2 separate regions of the Homo sapiens genome follow, and region 1 is linked to region 2. The links are chromatin loops, found by intact Hi-C in ENCODE. Cell type or tissue: Calu3. All regions are shown on one strand.

Region 1 (2,500 bases), 1.0 Mb before region 2:
GGAAATGATAGCTAAAAGAATACAATAGTAATACAAGGGTCTGTTTATAAATGGTTAATTTGTTTTCAGGAGCTGTCCAAACACCATGCAGATGCTCCTAGGATTCTTAAACTAGCCAAAAATAATTCCAGGCATTGTCAGATATAGGATAAGTACATGAAGACAGGTAAGTCATCCCAAGACTATAACGCTGGGGAATAGATAACCCTGGAGTACAAGGGGGAAAACTTCTGTCTCAGGAGACTAGAGTTGGGACTCCAGGAACACAGGGGTTCATTACAGGAGCTTGAACAAAGAGAGGAGTCAAGACCCCATCTCATAGAAATGGAACCAGTTCAGGAGGCACTGCAGTTAAGGTCAACTGGATGCCTTACTTCCATGCTGCTGGTTTCTTTCTGTGGCAGAGCCCATGCCCATAAATGTAATTAACCCCACAGAATGGGAAAGCTTTGAGTCTTTAGATGGGAGCTAATTAGCTCTGGTTTGGAGTTGGAAAAGGAGAAAGTAGAAATTAAGATTCATTCTGACCTTGACCAACTTCAAGGTGCTTTATTGATGTGGCACTCAAGAGTAGTACCATCCTCAATTACTTCTAGTTCTCCTACTTTTCTAAACCTTCCTTCATAATTTCCTCCTTCACTTTCTCCTTACATATTCTTTACGTGTGAGAGTTCCTTAGGCTTATGTTTCTGGTCCTTTTCTATATTTCTACCTACTTTTTCTAGATGAATTTATTATCATGTTTTCAAACATCATCTAAATGCTAATGTCTTCCAAATCCATCTCTTTAGCCTCATGGTCAAAATCATATTTCCAACTGCCTGTTTAACAGTTTGACCTGGGTGTCCTTCAGCCACATCAATTCAATGTGTCTATACCTGCATTCAACATCTTCCCCAAAATCTGCTTCTCCTATTTTGCTTCTTGTCTTGGCTGACGTCATCATCACACAACCAGTTTCTCAAGCTGAAACATGAGTCATCCTCTTCCTTCATCTCTCTCACCCTCCAAAAACAATTGTCAACCATGCTCTGTCAATTATACTGCAGAAACGTTACTCAAATGTAATTCCTTCATGTATCTCCGCATTCCCTTGCCTTTCACATTCCTGGAACACAAGTGCCCAATAAGTATTTGTTGATTAGTAATTGCCCAATGAATGCTGTAAGAAGAAAAGATGAAGAAAAGGAGAAAACAAGGTAAGGAAAGGAAGGAGGGAGATGGAAGGAAGGAAAGAGGTAGATGTTTCCAAAGCATGCTTTACAAAGACATGAGCCATTTTGTGGATAACTGTAGCATTGTTACCTTATGTTTACTGGAGAAAAAATAAAATGAATAATCATAATAACAATGACAAAAAAGTTATTTTCCTTCCCAATATTTTTTCCTTGACAATACCAAACTAAAAGTTTCACTCTGGTTATTACGATCTCTATTCTGGTTATTATGCCATACAAAGATGAACTCATTGACAAAGAAAAATATCAAGAATCTTCCCCTGATGACAAAGTGTAGCCCCGAAACATAATAGAAGGTCTGTGTTACCCTTTGTGGCATCCAGGGGATTTATCATCCCACTCCAATACCCCCACCTAGGAGAGAACCTGTCAGCCTCTCCAGTAATTTCTGCCACGATGCTCACTGGGCCCTTACGTAGACTGACTGACTTCTCTATTGCTACTTATCTTGTATCTTTAAGGCCATGTGAACTCGATTGAATTACAAGTCTTTGTAGGCAGTTGCTATGCCTTATATGTTCTTTAATTTTCCTAGTTCTTATTGATTGATTTATGTATTCAGAAACTCTCTGTTGAGTGCCTGCTCTGTACCAGACACTGTGCAAGGCACTATGGGTATAACTGTGAAAAGAACAGAAAATATATCCATTATTCTGTACATCCTCACAGAGGCTGTAAATAAATACTGTTGACATTAGTTATGATAATTCCCAACCCTAATTATCTGGGCAGAGTCATAAACAGTGAGACTGTAGGCTGAAACTGACCTACTAAATTGGAATCCTACTTGCTGCAATATGACCTTGCCGGGCTGGTCATCGGTGGAGCCTTGTGATCTATACAGAATATTGAGGTAAGGCAAATCTAGCAAGAAGGCAGAAAAAATTACACACTGAAGCTCATCTCAATCCTGGCTTGAAATGGGACTTCTATTATTTCCTTTTCTTGTCACAATATACTTTGTGAGTAGATAAAGCGAATAATATTTTTGTTTTGTTGTTGGAAAACCAAAGCCCAGAGGTAAAGTCGTTTGCTTGAGATGGTTTGCATAGACTGAGATTAATGCCCCCATCTCCTCATTTCTCAGTCTCTTGCTTCATTAGTTGGCCCTCAGGCTAGTGCTAGAAGCAAAGACAAAGAGTGGGCCACTGCTCAGCAAGTACCTGAGTAAAACAGGGTCACAGGGACACACGCTTAAAAACGGTGCTTGGGTATATATATCCTGAGGACTTGAAACCAGTATGTCGAAGCGACGTCTGCAC
Region 2 (2,500 bases):
AAATGGGCAGGAACCAGGGTTACTTGAAGACAGACTACATAGCAGTGCTGTGGCTGCTTTGCACACAGTGTTGGTGAAACACTGTGTCAGTCAGAGTGCTCAGCTACGAAGAACAGAACCTGATTCTGGGGGATTTAAGTAGGAAACAAATTTATGAAAAGGTTTTTGAGATCGTAGTATCACCAGGAAGCTGGACAACCAGAGTTTGAAAACGGACAGGAACAAAAGATGGCAGACCTCATCATTGCCATGAGAAGTCTGGTAAGAGCCCTGCTGCCCAGGAATCCACAGGAGCTTAGCAAGGTAGATTTAGAGATCAGCGAAGGTAGAATATTGAGTTTAGACCTGTTTCCAGCTTCATCTCCTTTGGCTCAGGTTGGAACAAAAAAATGACAGCTACCACTGATATAAGCCCTTCTGTTCTCTAAAACACAGAGTACAATAGTCTAGTGGTGGAGTCAGAAGTTCTGAGTTCTAGGAATGTCTTGATCACTAATTAGTTGGCTTTGGAATCACTTAACCTCCTTCCAAGCTCTACGTTTGCCAGTGGGAGGTAGTCATCCCCAACCTGTTCCTGCCCAGGGCTGCTGTGAGAAGCAAGTAGAAAAGGATATAAGTGGTCTCAAAACTCTTATATCCCTGTGAAATGCTAAGAAGCCTTTTCATGACAATTAATTTTTAATTATTACTGGAAGGTGACATAGTACATGTAGAAAGCAGTGATATACGTCCAAAGATATATAACTCTAGAGTCAAACACTGGCTCCACCTCTTATCACCTTTGTGGCCTTTGAAAAGCCTTGTTGACTGTCTTGGCCACAGTTTTTGCATTTTTTAGATGGGAATAATGTTGTCTATCCCAAAAATTGGTGTAAAAATCAGAGGAGATATCATATGCAATGCAGAATTCCTGGAACTGAAAGAAATGGTAGCTAGGAATAATCACAATAAGCACTAGTAATAATAAGAGTCATGGATCACACCTCCTCTTCCCCCTACTAACCTTCTCATCATCTATAACAATTAATCATATATGATTTGATAATCCCTCTTAAATTATTATTTGGAAGTGATAATTAAAATTTTATTTACATTTTGTCACTGTTGTTGTTCGGCCATCTCTAGAGGTCTATTTAATTGAACTCGTTTTAACCCCAGCCAAGAAAGCAAAAAGTCCTTTAAAAATCCCTGCCTTTCTATGTGTCATTTTCAGCAAGGAAGGGGTTACTGAGGATTCTGAGCACTTGCTGAAGCACAAGGCATCTGACCTCGTCAGGAGCCCTCGGGTTTTGCCAGCACTCTGCTTTTTTTCTGCACGCAGCCTTCAGTGGAAAAATACTGCCCAGACTCTGTGAATTATTAATCTCATCATGACATCAAATACCTACTAGATAAAAAGAACAAGTGGCCCTACAATAAGGATCTTAGGGAAAACCAGAAGCTGAAGATAGTTGGCCACAATCAGAATTTTTCTGCTACCCTCTGGGGTGGGAGACAATCTCATTCATTCTCAGCACTCCATACACAGAACTCTCAAGAGGCATCAGTTTAAAATGCTTCTGTTTGGAGGGGCTCAGGGAGCTGATAGAGAAGAAAAGCCTTTAAATTACTCTCAGCTTTCAGCTGATGATGCCACACTAACTTTAAATGAGTTTGTGTTTTGAGTTCATGAGAACTGGAGTACAAGAAGGAGTTCAAGGTCTTTCAGTTTTCTGTTTTCCCTTCATGGACCAGGCAAGGAATCTGGCTAGATCAAAATCTACTGGAGGGTAGGAAATTATTGACACATGGAAAATTCCAGGAGTAAAAGATCCATAGGAAATACATCTGTCATATTTCACATTACTTGGCAAGGCTTTGAACCAAATTTTTAGTAAGGCTAACCTCTGAGAGAATAGATTTAAGTCAGAGAGAGAAAATGACAGATAGGAAGATCATTGCTCAAGAGATTCGAGCTCTGGAGCTTTGAGCTTTCATTCAGAAAGCACTTACTGAACACAGTTGTGCTGCAGTATACACACATACCAACCAGTGAAAAACCATCTACCATTTCTGCAATACCCAGTATCTGTCAGGCACTCTGCCAGGTGGTTTATTCATCATATCTAATTTACCCTCACTACAACCAAAGGATATATAGTTTTATGCCCCTTTTGCTTTTTTTTTTTTTTTTGATGTTGATGGACACTGATAAAGTATGCATTTATTAAGGCCACAAGAGTTGAAATTCAAACCCAGATTTGTCTGGATTTCAATCCCCTAAGAAACATGTAATTGGCAGCAGAGCACAATGAGCAAACAGCTAATGCCAATGCAACACACATGTGGAAAGACAAAATCTGTAATAGCCGGAGAGTATCTGTAGCCAAAACATGCAGAAAAGTAACAGGGTGAAAACTGGCTTGTCCAGGACAGAAGGGTTTCTCAGGGTGCAAAAATGTTAATGCTAATACCAGGGCATTCCAGGACAAACTGGGACAGTTAGTCACCCCACAGGTAA

What was found. A loop is a pair of places that touch in the nucleus more often than their neighbours do. Peaks named below come from ENCODE experiments on the same cell type or tissue, not always from the same donor. Only the 100,000 strongest peaks of a DNase experiment are listed, where the experiment ranks them.
Region 1: it touches region 2 in a loop (4-fold over the local background); 4 of 110 quality-filtered maps call a loop at or near these places.

The regions. Positions count from the first base shown.
Region 1 is chr4:14,992,920-14,995,419 of GRCh38, reverse strand. CPEB2-DT (CPEB2 divergent transcript) reads left to right here. Exons shown (of 8, transcript NR_038857.1): 4 at 70-166. Among named protein-coding and RNA genes, the nearest start is that of CPEB2-DT, 7.9 kb to the left of the region's middle. In Calu3, no CTCF peak of the experiment used is centred here; a DNase peak (open chromatin) is centred at 949.
Region 2 is chr4:13,990,260-13,992,759 of GRCh38, reverse strand. No RefSeq gene overlaps it. Among named protein-coding and RNA genes, the nearest start is that of LINC01085, 120 kb to the left of the region's middle. In Calu3, no CTCF peak of the experiment used is centred here; a DNase peak (open chromatin) is centred at 1,289.